Linked DNA regions of Homo sapiens: region 2 is linked to region 1. A link is an interaction called in ENCODE POLR2A ChIA-PET data of the cell type or tissue named here. Cell type or tissue: Caco-2. All regions are shown on one strand. Links, peaks and the distances in the headings refer to the core of each region. The heading gives the core; the rest is flanking DNA.

Evidence for each region. ChIA-PET counts read pairs that join two places held together with the same protein. Peaks named below come from ENCODE experiments on the same cell type or tissue, not always from the same donor. Only the 100,000 strongest peaks of a DNase experiment are listed, where the experiment ranks them.
Region 2: POLR2A ChIA-PET joins it to region 1 with 17 read pairs; 15 of 35 experiments call an interaction of 5 or more read pairs at or near these places.

What each region holds. Positions count from the first base shown.
Region 1 is chr16:1,950,316-1,959,420 of GRCh38, forward strand. RPL3L (ribosomal protein L3 like) reads right to left here and starts at 4,374. Exons shown (of 10, transcript NM_005061.3): 1 at 4,314-4,374; 2 at 3,641-3,833; 3 at 2,559-2,727; 4 at 529-664. The coding sequence starts at 4,316. RefSeq lists enhancers at 3,089-4,078, 7,439-8,280 and a silencer at 9,003-9,105. In Caco-2, for the core only: no CTCF peak of the experiment used is centred there; no DNase peak of the experiment used is centred there.
Region 2 is chr16:1,874,632-1,883,736 of GRCh38, forward strand. It overlaps LINC00254 (long intergenic non-protein coding RNA 254), which reads right to left. Exons shown (of 3, transcript NR_033914.1): 2 at 8,565-8,665; 3 at 3,654-4,079. Among named protein-coding and RNA genes, the nearest start is that of LINC00254, 5.0 kb to the right of the region's middle. In Caco-2, for the core only: no CTCF peak of the experiment used is centred there; no DNase peak of the experiment used is centred there.

The DNA.
Region 1 (9,105 bases), core at 489-8,488:
CTGGCCCAGGCATGGTGTACAAGTGTGCGAGCAGCTGGGGGCAGTGTGGGGGCTGTGGGAAGCTCAGGGTCGGGGGCACTGCTCTAGGGCCTCGGGAAGCCTTCCCTGAGGACAAAGATGCCAAAGAGTGTTCCAGAATAAGCTGGAGGGTGCCGCCTGCCTGTCAGCCTACAGCAAGCCAGACCCATGTACAAACACGGATTCCTGTGCACACTTACGCTGGAAACCGAAGAGAGGTGACCAGCCCTCCACACAGCACACTTGGCTGGGGACCCGGCTCTTCAGGGCGTGCCAGGGTCTTAGTTGACTAGCCGGCGTGGCTGATGCCCCTGGCACCCCAGAAGGCACCGATGCCTTTCAGCAGCCATGCCTGGGGCTGCACGTGGCCAGCGAGGCTGGTCAGCCGCTCCTCTGGGTCTGTGCCGAGGCTCGGGTATTTTTAGGCTGACATTTGCCACAGCTCCTGGAAGCTGGGGTGAGGGAGCGTGGTCCTAGGGACTGACCGACAGCGGAGGGCCGGGGGCTGACCTGAGTGTGGACAATGACCCGAATGACCTTGCAGTACTTCTTCATGGCGGCGAAGTCCTTCTGTAGCTGCTTTTTCCCGTCTGTGTCCCGCCACCTCTTGCAGGCCTTGGTGAAGGCTTTCTTCTTGCTCTTGTGCCTGAGCCATGCACAGGAGGGTGCTCAGAAGCCCCCAACCGGGGCAGCTCCCCAGGCCTATCCTGCCCCCACCTCACCCCCAGCCCACCAAGCAGGGGTCCTACCTCTGGGACCGCCCCCCACCCGGAGGCCTCTGAGCTGGTTCCAGCCACCATCTTTGAACATAGACTGTCTCTCCCCCTCTAGGCCCCGGTTTCCTCCTCTGTAAAGTAGGTACCCTCCCTGTTTCCCGGGGCCTGAGAGTGAGTGGCAGAGGTGCAGAAGCTCAGAGAAGGCGGCTGGCCAGCCCTGCAGTCCAGGCACCTAGAGACCACCCCACCTGCCACATGGCTCAGACTGCTGGTCCCACTTCTCAAGGGTGCAGTGGGTGCCATGGCCAGGCACCTCGGGCTTGGGAGCCATCCTTTCTTTTTTGTTTTTGGAGATAGGGTCTCACTTTCTCTCCCAGGCTGGAGTGCAGTGGCACAAACACAGCTCACTGCAGCCTGGAGCTCCCAGACTCAAGCAATCCTCCCACCTCACCCCCCATGTAGCTGAGACCACAGGCATGCGCCACCGTGCCCGGCTAATTTTTTGTATTTTTTTGTAGAGACGGGTTTCGTCATGTTGCCCAGGCTGGTCTCGAAGCCCTGAGCTCAAACGGTCTGCCTGCCTTAGCCTCCCAAAGTGCTGGAATTATAGGAATGAACCATTGTGCCCAGCCAGAAGCCATAGTTTCTAACCCTCAGCAGAGTTCTGGGAGGTGGACATTATTATTATTATTATTATTATTATTATTATTATTATTATTATTCCCATTCTATAGGTGAAGAAACCAAGGTTTCTTTCAGGACTTACTGCCAGGGAAGATTTGAGGCCCGAGAATACCTTTCTATGTGTAAGAGCTTCTCAGCTGGCTATTTCACTTTTCACAATGGCTGCTAGGAAACTCAGAGCCAATGCTAACATTCCATCAAATTAGCCTTTTGGTTTTTTGTTTGTTTGTTTTTTGACAGGGTCTCACTCTGTCGCTCACACTGGAGTGCAGCGGCACAATCTCAGCTCACTACAATCTCCACCTCCCAGGCTCAAGCGATTCTCCTGCCTCAGCCTCCCAAGTAGCTGGGATTACAGGTGTCTGCCACCACGCCCAGCTTATTTTTTTATTTTTATTTTTTTTTTTGTATTTTTAGTAGAGACGGGTTTTCACCATGTTGGCCAGGCTGGTCTCGAACTCCTGACCTCAAATGAGCCACCCGCCTTGGCCTCCCAAAGTGCTGGGACTACTACAGTCGTGAGCCACCACAAGCCGCCCAAATTAGCCTTTTAATTAACCCTGAGGATTAGAATATTTGTTTCCTCTTTTTCCTCCATCCTGATTTCATCTCCAGCCTTCTAGTACTCATGTTTTTTGTTTTTTGTGTTTTTCTTGAGATTGAGACAGGGTTTCACTCTGCCACCCAGGCTGCAGTGCAGTGGCACGATCTCAGCTCACTGCAACCTTCACCTCCCAGTTCAAGTGATTCTCCCACCTCAGCCTCCTGAGTAGCTGGACTACAGGTGCGCACCACCCCAGCCAGCTAATTTTTGTATTTTTTGGTAGAGATGGGGTTTCACCATGTTGGCCAAGCTGGTCTCAAACTCCTGACCTCAAGTGATCCACCCGCCTCGGCCTCCCAAAGTGCTGGGATTACAGGCGTGAGCCAGCACGCCCAGCCTACTCATCTTTTATTGAAATGAAGGCAACCACACAACACACACACACACACACACAGACACTCCTACCTCCCACAGACGGTTGAGACTTCGCTTCCTACTCACCCACACCTATCATTTCAGCAAGAGCTAGAGCCTCAGGCACCCAACTTCTGTGGTCCCAGCAGCCCTTGGACGGCCCAGCCAAGGGCGGTGCTCACCAGTCCTTGTAGAATCGGCGCCGGCACTCATCACTGAGGTGTTCTGCAAAGATGGTCTTGAAGCTCCGGAGACCTCGAGGGGTGGCCACGTAGCCCACCACGCCCACCACCACTAGGGGCGGCGTTTCTACAATTGTCACCGCCTCCACCTCCTCCCGTTTGGAAATTTCTGGATGAGACACAGGGATGGGGCATGAAGGGGGACCTCCTGAGGCCTGTGGGGGAGGGAGTGGAGAGCCGCCCACATAGGGGCAGGACAGGAGAGTGTGGGGCCAGCCAGGACAGCATTCCCCAGAGGGTGGGGCTGAGCCCAAATGAGCATTTGTTATTCTAATGATTACAATGGATTTCTTTTTCTGTTTTTGAGACAGGGTCTCACTCTGTCACCCAGGCTGCAATGCAGTGGTGCAATCATAGCTCACTGCAGCCTTGACTTCCCAAGCTCAAGTGATCCTCCCACCTCAGCCTCCCAAGTAGCTGCGACTACAGGCACTCGCCACAACGCCCAGCTAATTTTTGTATTTTTTGTAGAGATAGGGTTTCACGATGCCGTCCAGGTTGGTCTGCAACTCCTGGCCTCAAATGATCCTCCTGCCTCGGCCTCCCAAAGTGCTGGGATTACAGGCGTGAGCCACCATGCCCGGCCTGCATTATTTCTTACAACTACTTGTGAATCTACGATTAAAACAACAAAAACTAACTATATACATAGGCGTACATATGAAATAATGGTACATGAAATAGACCCGAAATGGCCAAAAAGTGCAGATGTCCTGGCAGGTGGTTTGAACCGAGGGCTTGGGGCGCTGGCCTTTGAATCCTAGCTCCTGCGCTTACCGCCCCGGTGACTGGACCAGGTTCCTCACTGCTTTGTGCCTCAATGTCCTCATCTGCGAGCTGGGGCCATGACAGAACCCGCCCGGAAGCCCTGCCTGTGCTCAGCGTCCACCCCAATTCCCGGGGGCGAGGCCTGGTGCTCCCTGGGACTGTGGCCCTGTCTGGACCAAAAGCGTGAGTTCTGGCTCCGAGCATCTGGAAGGTTCAGCCCTCCCCCTCCCCCAAGGGTCCCAACTGTGACTCACTGAGCCCCGGCCGGTGCACCTCCCGCAGGGTGTGGGTCATGCCCGCCTTGTAGCCCAGGAAGGCCGTGAGGTGCACGGGCTGGCTGGGGTCATCCCGCGGCCACGTCTTCACCTTGCCCCGGTGCCGGTGGCTCCTCTTATGGGGCAGGAAGCCCAGGTGTCCGTGCCGAGGGGCGGAAAACTTCCGGTGGGACTGGGGGGCAGGAAGGAAGGAGGTCAGACCTGGGGTGTCCCTGGTGGTAGAGCTGGATGGTCCCAGAACCCATACCTGGAGAAATGGACTACAGGCTTCAGACTGAGGCCTGTGCTCAGCACCTCCCCTGTCTGCCTACAGGAGGGGAGAGGAAGGTTCACCAAGGGGCAGCGTCTTTGGGATGGGGTCTCCATAGCCACAGGCTTCCTGCCTCTGTGGGCTCAGCCTGGGGCCCAGGAGGGTCGCACCCATACTGCAGCCAAGGGCTCCTGGGGCAGGTGGCCGCTGCCATCTGTTCATCTCCAGGGCCCTCCCAGGCCCAGGAGCCCAGCCCTCGTCCCCTTGTTTCCCCCTCCAGCCTCCCATCCCCTCACAGGCTGGGAGACTGTCCCTCTGAGGGAGCATCCAGAAGCCCAGCTGTCCCACCCCCCCAGAGTTCCAGCTCCAACCCCAGCCCACCCTCACCCTGGTCCCACCAACCATGGTGGCCGATCCCTGAAGGTCAGGAAGGGGCCTCGCCGCTAGCCGCCAGAGGTCGAGTGGCAGGGCCAGGACTCACAGCTGCCAGTTCCCAGATTAGCCCCTGGCACAGTCAGCAGGGTCTCCGGTGCCAGGAGCAGGCAGGGGCGGGGCAGTGTTGGGGGCATCAGATAGACAGCCTGAGTGGGGCACCCGGAGCCAGGGCTGGCACTCCTTTCCTCGATGGCCCTGGGGCTGGGTCATGACCCTCCCAGGACAGGACTGGCCAGGCAAGGTGGGGGCCAAGGTAGCCGGTGGGGGCCTTCTCCCAGGCAGCGGCCAAGAGGAGGGGTCTGGAGCAGTTTGCCGACTTGGAGGCAGAGGGGGTTCCTGTCCTGAGGGCTGGGAGACAGCTGGATAAACAGCGGGGAGCAGGGCTGGGGACAGGGCAGACGAGGGGGAGGGCTGACTGCACCTTGAGGATCACCAGAGCTGTGCTTCCAGATTGAGATCCCTGGCTGAGTGCAGTGGCTCATGCCTGTAATCCCAGCACTTTGGGAGGCTGAGGCAGGAGGATCACTTGAGCCCAGGATGTCAGGCCGCAGTGAACCTTGACTGCACTCCAGCCTGCGTGACTGAGCGAGACACTGTCTTAAAAACAAAAAAAAAGCCAGCCTGGCCAACATGGTGAAACCCCATCTCTACTAAAAATATAAAAATTAGCCGGGCGTGGTGGTGTGGGCCTGTTAATTCCAGCTACTTGGGAGGCTGAGGCAGGAGAATCACTTGAACCTGGGAGGCAGAGGTTGCAGGTTGCAGTGAGGCGAGATCGCGCCGCTGCACTCCAGCCTGGGCAATAGGGTAAGACTCCGTCTCAAAAAAAAAAAAAAAATCAAGATCTGACTCCTGTCATTCACAATCATTGAAATACTTTTATGAATTTATCTTTTTTATTTTTTTGAGATGGAGTCGCTCTGTTGCCCAGGCTGGAGTGCAGAGGCGTGATCTCGGCTCACTGCAAGCTCCCCCTCCCGGGTTCACACCATTCTCCTGCCTCAGCCTCCCAAGTAGCTGGGACTACAGGCGCCTGCCACCACACCCGGCTACCTTTTTGTATTTTTGGTAGAGACGAGGTTTCACTGTGTTAGCCAGGATGTTCTCGATCTCCTGACCTTGTGATCTGCCTACCTCAGCCTCCCAAAGTGCTGGGATTACAGGCATGAGCCACCGCGCCTGGCCTTATTTAAAGAGACAATGTCTCATTCCATGGCTCAGGCTGGAATGCAGCGGTGTGATCATACCTCACTTGCAGCCTCAACCTTTTGGGCTTAAGTGGTCCTTCTGCCTCAGCAGGACCTAATTTTTAAATGTGTCTTGTTGTAGAGGCGGGCGTCTCACCATGTTGCCTAGGCTGGTCTGAAACTCCTGGCCTCAAGTGATTCTCCTGCCTCAGCCTCTCAAAGTGCTGAGATTACAGGTATAAGCCACAGCACCTGGCCAAATTTAAATTTTGAATTTAAGTTTTGAATGAAGAGGGGGTTGAAATCTTATTTTTTTTTCTTTTTTTTTTTTTTTTTTTGAGACAGGGTTTCTCTCTGGTGCCCAGGCTAAAATGTAGTGGCACAGTAATAGCTCACTGCAGCCTCAGTCTCCTGGGTTCAAGCAATCCTCCTGCCTTCATCCCCCTGAGTAGCTGAGACCACAGGCACTTACCACCATGCCTCACTAATTTTTGTATTGTTTATAGAGATGGGGATCTCATTATGTTGCCCAGGCTGGTCTCGAACTCCTGAGCTCAAGCAATCTGCCTGCCTTGGCCTCCTAGAGTGCTAGGATTACAGATGTGAGCCACTGCGCCCCTCAAAATCTTTTTCAATTCAAAGATTCTATGGTTGTAAAGTTTTGTTTTTTTTGTTTTTGTTTTGAGATGGAGTCTCATTCTGTTGCCCAGGCTGGAGTTCAGTGGCACAATCTCGGCTCACTGTAACCTCTGCTTCCTGGGTTCAAGCTATCCTCCTGCCTCAGCCCCACTAGTAACTGGGATTACAGGTGTGTGCCACCATGCCCAGCTGATTTTTGTATTTTTAGTAGAGATGGGGTTTTGCCATGTTGGCCAGGCTGGTCTTAAACTCCTGACCTCAGGTGATCCACCCGCCTCGGCCTCCCAAAGTGCTGGGATTACAGGTGTGAGCCACCCCGCCCAGCCAGTTGTAAAGTTCTATAGCAGTGGAATTCTAGAGTTTTTCAGGCCTATGACATCTCTAAGATACGTGGTTCTTACATCAATAGATACTAAGATTCTAGGCTACTAAAATGTCAAGATTGTTTGGGTCTCATGGTTCATATTTCTTTCCAAGACTTTGGCCAGGCACAGTGGCTCATGTCTGTAATCTCAGAACTTTGGGAGGCCGAGGTGGGCAGATCACGTAAGGTCAGGAGTTTGAGACCAGAAACATGGTGAAACCCTGTCTCTACTAAAAATACAAAAAATTAGCCGGGCGTAGTGGCAGACACCTGTAGTCTCAGCTACTCAGGAGGCTGAGACAGGAGAATCACTTGAAACTGGGAGGAGGAGGAGGTTGCAGTGAGCCGAGATTACGCGCTGCACTCCAGCCTGGGCAACAGAGCGAGAGAACTGTCTCAAAAAAAAAAAAACAAAAACAAAAACAAAAAAAGAAAAAAAAGTTCATAATGTGAAGACCGAACGTTTCTGTGACCGTAGATCCTGTTGTGTCCGGAATTGGTGAGTTCTTGGTCTCACTGACTTCAAGAATGAAGCCACGGACCCTCGCGGTGAGTGTTGCAGTTCCTAAAGGCGGGGTGTCCGGAGTTTGCTCGTTCTGATGTTCCGATGTGTTCGGAGTTTCTTCCTTCTGGTAGGTTCGCGCTCTCGCTAGCTCAGGAATGAAGCTACAGACCTTCGCGGTGTTACAGCTCTTAAGGCGCCGCGCGTCTGGAGTTGTTCATCCTGCCAGTGGGCTCGTAATCTCACTGGCTTCAGGAGTGAAGCTGCAAATCTTCGCGGTTGAGTGTTACAGCTCATAAAGGCACTGTGACCCCAAAGAGTGAGCAGCAGCAAGACTTACTGGAAAGAGAGAAAGAACAAAGCTTCCACACTGTGGAAGGGGACCTGAGTGAGTTACCACTGCTGGCTCCCGCAGCCTGCTTTTATTCTCTTATCTGGCCCCACCCACATCCTGCTGATTGGTAGAGTCCAGTGGTCTGTTTTGACAGGGCGCTGATTGGTGCGTTTACAATCCCTGAGCTAGACACAAAGCTTCTCCACATCCTCACCAGATTAGCTAGATACAGAGTGTCCACACAAAGGTTCTCCAAGTCCCCACCAGAGTAGCTAGATACAAAGTGTCGATTGGTGCATTCACAAACCCTGAGCTAGACACAGAGTGCTGATTGGTGTGTTTACAAACCTTGTGCTAGATACAGAGTGCCGATTGGTGTATTTACAATCCCTGAGCTAGACATAAAGGTTCTCCACGTCTCCACCAGACTCAGGAGCCCAGCTGGCTTCACCCGGTGGATCCCGCACGGGGGCTGCAGGTGGAGCTGCCTGCCAGTCCCGCGCCGTACGCCCGCACTCCTCAGCCCTTGGGTGGTTGATGGGATTGGGCGCCCTGGAGCAGGGGGCGGCGCTCGTCGGGGAGGTTCGGGCCGCACAGGAGCCCACGGAGTGGGGGAGGCTCAGGCATGGCGGGCTGTAGGTCCCGAGCCCTGCCCCGCGGGGAGGCAGCTAAGGCCTGGCGAGAGAAATCGAGCGCAGCGCCGGTGGGCCGGCCTGCTGGGGGACCCAGCACACCCTCCGCAGCCGCTGGCCCGGGTGCTAAGCCCCTCATTGCCCAGGGCCGGCAGGGCCGGCCAGGCTCTCCGAGTGCGGGGCCCGCCGAGCCCACACCCACCTGGAATTCGCGCTGGCCCGCAAAGCACCGCGCGCAGCCCCGGTTCCCGCCTGCGCCTCTCCCTCCACACCTCCCCGCAAGCTGAGGGAGCCCGCTCTGGCCTTGGCCAGCCCAGAAAGGGGCTCCTCAAGTGCCGCCAAAGTGGGAGCCCAGGCAGAGGAGGCGCCGAGAGCGAGCGAGGGCTCTGAGGACTGCCAGCACGCTGTCACCTCTCACTGTTTGTCTGTAGGGTTGATGGTTCTGTGTCGCTGGCCTCAACCTCAGGACAGGACATGACCAGTGTCCCCCCTGGATAGCAGCCAGGGGCCGTGCCAGGTGTGGAGACTGAAGATGTGGCCAGCAGGACCCTGCTCAGTGGAGCTGCCTAGAAGCACCAGAGTGCCCCAGGGCCAGGATGGAACCATCAAAGCCGGCCAGAGGGCCCTGTGCCCAGGGTAGGTGCCTTCTCCCTATGAGCCGCCTAAGGGCAAGCCCTGCCTCCTGGTCTGCTCCCTGCCCTCCCCCAGACAGGCTCCCAAGTTAACTGGCACCAGCCAGTCCATGAGGGGCCCTTGTAGAGAGCGGGGCCCAGAGAAGTCTGTAGGGACTAGGCAATCCAGGAAAGCTTCCTGGAGGAGTAGGGTGTTTGGAATCGCGTGCTATTTGTTCACTTTGTCGTGTGCGCTCTAACGGCCTGTGTTCTCCATCACAGTTTATCTTATTCCCTGCTGCACTCAGCACAGTGCCTGGCGCGCAGTGGGAACCGAATGACCCCCTCCTATTCCTTATGTCAGTTGCCTTTTGTCTGTTTCTTTCATCGTAAGCAGGAATCTGTCCGGTTCGCGGCTGCTTCCCAGGCGCCCAGACCAGCGACCAGCACCGCGTAGGCGCTCGGCACAGACCGAGAACGGAGGCCCCAC
Region 2 (9,105 bases), core at 309-8,308, 76 kb before region 1:
TGAAGCAATAATATTCTAAAATTTTTTAAATTTTGTCACGTTTTAGTAAATTAATTTTTGCAGAAAGCTACATAAGGTTAAGCAAACAGTGTCAGCCTTGCCAGGACACAACAGGCTTCTCATAAGCCACGATGCTTCAAAATACAAGCCTAAAAGAGTGGAATTGCTTCACGCTCGTGAAATTAAGTCTCCCTTGTTGTGTACGGAATTTGTTTCTTCCATTTTTTATAGCAGTTCTGTGAAATTGGCTTGCTCTTAACAATAGGATTGACTTGTCAATATATTTTGGATGTACACGAACAGAAATAAGGACTAGAAATGCTAGCTTGCCCTTGCCGCTTGATGCAGAAGTCAAGGGTGAGCGAACAAGGGTCAGAGCTGAAATAGCTCACATGTCTGGCTAAAGAAACGGTAGTTGGCTACATGGTCAGCTCCCCAGAGCATGCCAGCTGTCAAAACATCTAGGAGCTGTCACAAAGGAGTGACAGGCAAAATATATAGTCATAAACTTTACACGTTCTAATCAGTAGAAACGTTGACAGTTATTTTAATGAATTACAAGATAGAAATTCATTAAAAATTGACAGTTATTTTAATGAATTACAAGATAAGCTTTTATTTATTTAACAAAACTATAACTTTTCCAGCATTGATCCCGTGACTATGGTCTTCCTCCCAGGAGCTGAAATACTAATAGATCAGTTACTGGCATAATTAGTCTCACCCCCACTCGTCACTCCATCAAAGGACTGATCATCTTTTTTGTTTTTCTCCCAAAACAGGGTCTCACTCTGTCACCCAGGCTGGAGTGCAGTGGCACGATCACAGTTCACTGCAGCCTCGACCTCCCTGGGCTCAGGTGATCCTCCCACCTCAGCCTCCCGTGGGACCGTAGGTGCACACCACCACGCCGGCTAAGTTTTGTATTTTTTTGTAGAGATGGGGTCTCGCTATATTGCCCAAGCTGGTCTTGAACTCCTGGACTCAAGCAATCTTCCTGCCTCAGCCTCCCAAAGCACTGGGATTATAGGCATGAACCACTGTGCCTGGCCTAATCATGTTTTAAATAGATTGTAGGCCAGGCGTGGTGGCTCACCCCTGTAATCCTAGCATTTTGACAGACTGAGGCGGGTGGATCACCTGAGGTCAGGAGTTCGAGACCAGCCTGGCCAAGATGGTGAAACCCCATCTCTACTAAAAATACAAAAATTAGCCGGCATGGTGGCACATGCCTGTAATCCCAGCTACTTGGGAGGCTGAGGCAGGAGAATCACTTGAACCCGAGAGGCGGAGGTTGCACTGAGCCAAGATTGCGCCATTGCACTGCAGCCTGGGCAACAAGAGTGAAACTCCATCTCAGAAAAAATAATAATAATAAATAAATAAATAAATAGGTTGTAGATACACTAACATTTACAGATTTTTTGTAAACTTTTGCAGAAGTTTATGTAGAGAAGAGGAGTGAGGTAACCTGCAAAAGGGACTGGAAGAACTAGATGTGGAAATCGTGTTTAGGGCCAAAAAGAAGCAATTTAAGAGCTACTGGAGGCCGGGCGTGGTGGCTCACACCTATAATCCCAGCACTTTGGGAGGCCAATGTGGGCGGATCACCTGAGGTCAGGAGCTGGATACCTACCTGGGCAACGTGGCGAAACCCCGTCTCTACTGAAAACACAAAAATGTATTGTGGTGGCAGGTGCCCGTAATCCCAGTTACTCGAGAGGCTGAAGCAGGAGAATTGCTTGAACCTGGGAGGTGGAGGTTGCAGTGAGCCGAGATCGCGCCACTGCGCTCCAGCCATTTGCAGCATTGCCAAGTATGTAAAGCTCAGCTCCTAAGCTCTTTTAAGACTCCGTCTCAAAAAAATAAATAAATAAATAAAAATTTTAAAAAAGGTTGAACGGTGAATTGAAACTGGAACTGAAAGCCTCAGGACAAGGTGAGAGGTGCTGAGCTGAAGTGAGTAACGTGCTGGGCTTGAAATAACTCAGCATCCGTAGTCCGTGCCCAGGGACCTGGAGTGGTTCCTGCGTGCTGCATGTCTGGCACCCCGTACTAGAGGGAGCAGAAGAGGGCATGAGCACACAAGGCACAGGCTTTGACCTTTGGAAGCCTATCCCATGGGAAATTTACTGAGGTGACAACAGAAGGAAGGGCCCATGTCTTGGGAGTGCTGTCATGGCCATGTTTCAGCACCATTTATATTAAACACACACACACACACACACACACACACACACACACATATATTTTTTTTTTTTTTTTTGAGATAGAGTCTCGCTCTGTCACAAAGGCTGGAGTGCAGTGGCACAATCCTGACTCACTGCAACCTCCACCTCCCGGGTTCCAGCGATTCTCCTGTCTTGGCCTTCCAAGTAGCTGGGATTACAGGTGCGCGCCACCACACCCAGCTAATTTTTGTATTTTCAGCAGAGACAGGGTTTCACCACGTTGGCCAGGCTGCTCTTGAACTCCTGATCTCAAATAATCTGCCCTCCTCAGCCTCCCAAAGTGCTGGGATTACAGGCATAAGCCACCGCGTTCAGCCATAAACACATATAATTTTTTAAACCCTCCTAAATCATTGCAGCGTACCTTTGCCAGCTATGTGGCCATTAACAACATCTCTGACCGAGCTGTTCCAGCCCCACCTTGCCAGCCGTCTGCAGCATTGCCAAGTATCTAAAGTTCAGCTCCTAGGCTCACCCCAAGCCAGCTCAGAACCTTCCAATTCTATGGAAAACACCTGGTAACTGAAGCTCAGCGTCTCAAAGGCAGCCTTGAATCCTCCCTTCTCCTCCACTGTCATCATCAGGAGCCAGGTTCTGTTTTTCCTTAGCACCTGCCCTTGTCTCTCCACGTCTGTTGCTGCCACCCTCCTGCGGCTCTGGCAGTGTTGTCAGGGGATGGAGCAGCACGCTGCAGGGGCTCTCATCTCCCCTGCCCCAGCCCATCTCATGCCCTCAGAGGGATGAATCTTACCACATGACGCTTCTCAGGGCTGCACCACAGCTTTCCCTAGGCGGAAACCTCCAATGCTATCTATCACAGGGGCACAAATTCTTCTGTAAGTTGCTATATGTAAAGGGCTTTGTGGGCCAGACAGTATCTGTTGCAATGAACCAACTCTACTCTACTTTTATTTATTTTATTTTATGTATTTATGTATGTATTTATTTATTTGTGTTTTGAGACAGGGTCTTGCTCTGTCACCCAGGCTGGAGTCCAGTGATGTAATCACAGCTCACTGCGACCTGAAACTCCCAGGTTCAAGTGATCCTCCCACGTCAGCCTCCCGAGTAGCTGGGACTACGGGCGTGCCCCCACCACACCCAGCTAATTTACTGTATTTTTTGTAGAGACAGGATCTCCCTAGGTTCCCCAGGCTGGTCTCGAACTCCTGGGCTGAAGCGATCCTCCCACCTCTGCCTCCCAAAGTGCTGGTGTTATAGGCGTGAGCCACCGCACCCGGCCAGGCTTTGTTCTTTATGGGGCTTATTTACATGGTTAAGGGTTTGCTCAGAGCTTGAGAACCTATTTATATTGTTCTCATATTTCGCAAATGTTTAAGGAAGCAAGAGAAAACTGCGAGTGCAAAAGACCAATTTCAGTTTTTAAAATTATCACTCTGAGAAAAGGACAATAGATATTTCTTAACCTGCTTAATTTCAGTGTTTATTAATCAGAGTGCTTTTATCTTAGCAGTGTTATTGCGCAGTTGTCTGAAATGAGAAAATAAATGGGGTTTAGGAGGAGTTAACATGCATGGTAGAAACTAAAAGTCAGGCTGTCTGGTCAAAAGTCTCAGCCTTGCCACTAATTAGCTGTGTCACTCAAGCATCTGAACTTCATTTTCCTTATCTGTCAAAAATGAAAAGTTTGGACAGATCCAGTGGGACGAAGATGAACACAAAATACGCGCCCTGTGGGAAACGTGATGTATTTATTTGCTTATATGTCCCACTCTCCTCCCAGACTGAAGCTCCTATTGCTAAGGTAGCACCTCCTGCATAGCTGGTGTTTACTGAGGGGATCATTCAATACTCGTAAGTAATATCCGCGTCTGATATGTAACAAAGCTGCAAAAAAAGGGGAGAAGGCATTAAATTCACTTGATAGGGCATATCTAGGTTGCTGCATGCTATGACAGGGAGACTGGCAGATTGGTACCATAGCGCTTGCTGCTAGTTTTAGCCCTTAATTTAATTTGCTGTATGATCAGCTGGGTGTGGTGGCTCATGTCTATAATCCCAGTACTTTGGGAGGCCGAGACTTGAGCCCAGGACTTCGAGACCAACCTGGGCAACCCAGTGAGACCCCATCTCTACAAAAAAAAAAAAAAAAAATTAGCCAGACGTGGTGGTGCACGCATGTAGTCCCAGCTACTCTGGAGGCTGAGGTGGGAAGATCACTTGAGCTGGGGAGGTTGAGGCTGCAGTGAGCTGTGATCGCACCACTGAACTCCAGCCTGGGTGACAGAGCAACACCCTGTCTGAAAAAATAACAGTAATAATAATTTGGCCAGGCGCAGTGGCTCGAGCCTGTAATCGCAGCACTTTGGGGGGCCAAGGTGAGCAGATCACCTGAGGTCAGGAGTTCGAGACCAGCCTGACCAACATGGTGAAACCCCATCTCTACTAAAAATACAAAATTAGCCGGGCGTGGTGGCCCACGTCTGTAATCTCAGTTACTAAGGAGGCTGAGGCAGGAGAATCGCTTGAACCTGGGAGGCGCAGGTTGCAATGAGCTGAGATCACACCATTGCACTCCAGCCTGGGCCACAAGAGCAAAACTCCATCTCAAAAAAATAAATATAAATAAAATAATAATAATAATAATAATTTGCTGTAAGATCTTAGAAGTTACTTCCCTAGAACCTTAAAACAATGTGTAAAATGTAGATAAACATAACTCCCTTAAAAAGCTCATAAAGGTCAAAGTTAGCATACTCTGAAATAATGGATGGGAAAATATGAAAGGCTACATTCTGTGGATAACTGTTACTAACATGGGTTGCATAAGACTGTACCTGCTGAACTGGCTTTACCATTCATTCCCCTCTTTCAGTTCATATTTTCCTTCAATTAAGTAGGGAAAAAAAAACAAAAGAAGCAGAGAATAGTCACTGTTAATAGACCAGCTTCCTCGGTGTGTCCATTCCTCCCACCACCTTCCTTCTTGGGGCTCACATGCAAATGGCCCCAGAGGGCTCATGGCCACAGCAGCGTTCTATAGGTGTCCTAGTTCCACTCAAGGGACACCCACAGCTCACAAAGTGGGAAATTCTTTCCCTTGTATTGGTTTCTAACACTTTTAACATCACATTTTCGCCAGGCATGCCAGCGCTGTAATCCCAGCACTGTGAGAGGCCAAGGCGGGAAGATTGCTTGATCCCAGGAGTTCGAGACCAGCCTTGGCAACATGGCAAAACACCATCTCCACAAAATCAAAAAATTAGCTGGGTGTGGTGTGTGTGCCTGTAATCCCAGCACTTTGGGAGGCTGCAGTGGGAGGATCCCCAGAGCCCAGCAGTTCAAGGTTGCAGCGAGCCGTGATCGCAGCACTGCACTCCAGCCTGGGCCACACAGCAACATCCTGTCTCAAAAAAAAAAAAAAATTTATTTTTCTCCACCTTTTTCTTTTTTTCAGGAGGCATCTCAATTGTTTCTTTCTTTTTTTTTTTTTTTTTTTTTTTTGAGACGGAGTCTCGCTCTCTCGCCAGGCTGGAATGCAATGGCGAGATCTCGGCTCACTGCAACCTCCGCCTCCCGGGTTCACATCATTCTCCTACCTCAGCCTCCCGAGTAGCTGGGATTACAGGCATGGGTCACCACACCCAGCTAATTTTTGTATTTTTAGTACAGACAGGGTTTCACCATGTTGGCCAGAATGGTCTCGATCTCTTGACCTCGTGATCCGCCTGCCTTGGCCTCTCAAAGTGCTGGGATTACAGGCGTGAGCCACCACGCCCAGCCACTTTTTTCTTAAAAAACCAGAAAAGCTTCCTCAGTATATAGTAGTCCCAGCTACTCAGGAGGCTGAGGCAGGAGAATCGCTTGAACCCGGGAGGCAGAGGTTGCAGTGAGCCAAGATCAGGTCATTGCACTCCAGCCTGGGCGACAGAGTGAGATTCCGCCTCAAAAAAAAAAAAATTAAATTACGAGTCCTCTCATTTCACTTTGTAAATTCTCGTTTGAAGTGTAGACAAGTGTCAAAGTATTTCACCAGCACATGAGGCAAATACAACTTTGTAATGTGACTTTGATCAACCTTTGAGGTTAAAATTTTACTTGGTAACGTTTCCTAAATAATTAAAATATATTTTCTAAGAGGCAGAATAAACAGGTGAATAAAATTCTTGCCTGCAAAGTGTGCAGTGTGGATGACAGCAACGTGAGCTCCCGTGGGAACATGGTGCTAATCTTGAAAAAATTACTTTGTGAATTACTGGATGCTATTGGGACCCTGTATTTGTGTTATCAGCAAATAAAGAAGTGATTCTCTCTGGGAATATTAGCCACAGTAAAATGTTCTAGACATCTCTTTATTAATTAAACAAGAGAAAAGGTAATTATAGTCTCTGCTAGGTCCCTTAAATCATTTCCTTTTTTAAAATGTCTTTTTATTTTGAGACAGGGTCTCATTCTGTTGTCCAGGCTGGAGTGCAGTGGCACGAACATGGCTCATTGTAGCCTTGAACTCCTGGGCTCAGGTGATCCTCCGACCTTGGCCTCCCGAGTAGCTGAAATTACAGGCATGCACCACCATGCCCGGCTAAGTTTTTTTAATTGAGATGGAGTCTCGCTTTGTCACCCAGGGTGGAGTGCAGTGGCGTGATCTCTGCTCACTGCAACCTCTGCAGCCTGAGTTCAAGCGATTCTCGTGCCTCAGCCTCCCAAGTAGCTGGGACGACAGGCATGCACCAACACACTCAGTTATTATTTTTGTGTGTGTGTATTTTTAGTAGAAAGGGGGTTTCGTCATGTTGATCAGGTCATTCTCAAACTCCTGACCTCAGGTGATCTGCCCGCCTCGGCCTCCCAGCATGCTGGGATCACAGGTGTGAGCCACTGCGCCCGGCTGTGCCTGGCTGTACCCGGCTAATTTTTGTATTTTTTTGTACAGACAGGGTTTTGTCATGTTGCCTGGGCTAGTCTCAAACTCCTGGGCTCAAGCAATCTGCCTGCCTTGGCCTCCCAAAGTGCTGGGATTTCAGGTGTGAGCCACTGCAGTGGCCTACTATTGTTATTTTTAGTAGAGATAAGGCATTGCTACGTTGCCCAGGCTGGTCTCAAACTCCTGGCTCAAGCGATCCTCCCACATCAGCCTCCCAAAGCTCTGGGATTATAGGCGTGAGCCACTCCACCTGGCCTCGGCATCCTGTATTTTATCTTGCAACTGTGAGGCAGGTGCAGTGGCTGTTGGGAGAAGGTAGTGATGTGGGGGAGAAATAGAACACTAAAACGAACCCCACGGGGAGCGAAAGCGGCCACTGATTCACAAACTATCTAAGGATCAGAGATAATTTCTTTCTTTCCTTTTCTTTTTTTTTTTTTTTGAGACCGAGTCTCGCTCTGTCGCCCAGGCTGGAGTGCAATGGCATGATCTTGGCTCACTGCAACCTCTGCCTCCTAGGTTCAAGCAATTCTCCTGCCTCAGCCTCCTGAGTAGCTGGGATTACAGGTGCCCGCCACCACGCCCAGCTAATTTTTTTGTATTTTTAGTAGAGATAGGGTTTCACCATCTTGGCCAGGCTGGTCTTGAACTCCTGACCTCAGGTGATCTACCCGCCTCAGCCTCCCAAAGTGCTGGGATTACAGGCGTGAGCCACCATGCCCAGCCACCTGGCCTTTATTTTTAAATTGTGATAAAATATGCTAACATGCTTGAGCCCAGGAGTTTGAGACCAGCCTGGGAAACATTAGTGAGACCCTGTCGCTACCAAAAAAAAAAAAAAAAGCATAACAAAATGTACCACTGAAACTTTTTTTTTTTTTTTTTTGAGATGGAATCTCACTCTGTCACCCAGGCTGGAGTACAGTGGCGCGATCTCGGCTCACTGCAACCTCCACCTCCGGGGTTCAAGCGATTCTCCTGCCTCAACCTCCCGAGTAGCTGGGATTACAGGTACATACCACCACGCCCGGCTAATTTTTTGTATTTTTAGTATAGACGGGATTTTACCATGTTGGCCAGCCTGGTCTCGACCTCCTGACCTCAGGTGATCCACCCGCCTCGGTCTCCCAAAGTGCTGGGATGACAGGCGTGAGCCACCGCGCCCGACTGGCCTAAACCATTTTTAAGGGCGTAAGTCAGTGCCACTATGTACATTAATAAGGTTGTATCACCATCATCATTGTCTATTTCCAGAATGTTTCCATCATCCCAAATAGAATTCAATCTTTAATACTCAAATATTTTAAAATTAAAATAAAGAACACTGAGACGAAGATAAACTAAATCCAGCTGGGCAACTTTTTCTTCTGAATAGGCAGACTCTCACTATCATATCAAACTTATATTCGTGGACATATATTCGTGTTGCAAACTCTGGAAGCACTCACCGAAGCAGATAAAGGCTTTTCAGAGGTTAATGGCCTGTGATGAGTCTTGCAACTAGACCGTGAATCCATCATTCCTGATTCTCACTCCTAATGACATTTTACTGGGTTGTCCAATGAGTTAATAAATGAAAAATTATATTAAAACTTATAAATGCAACATGTACCCTCTATCAGTATTTCCCATCATAAAATAATACTTTAAAAGTGAATTTGAGCCAGCTGCAGTGGCTCACACCTGTAATCCCAGCACTTTGGGAGACCGAGGTGGGTGGATCACCTGAGATCAGGAGTTGGAGATCAGCCTGGCCAACATGGTGAAACCCCATCTCTACTAAAAATACAAAAAATTAGCTGGGCATGGCGGCGCATGCCTGTAATCCCAGCTACTCAGGAGGGTGAGGCAGGAGAATCGCTTGAACCCGGGAGGTGGAGGTTACAGTGAGCCAAGATCAAGCCATTGCACTCCAGCCTGGGCAACAAGAGCAAAACTCCATCTCAAGAAAAAAGAAAAACAAGGTGAATTTGGGCTGAATGCGGCGGC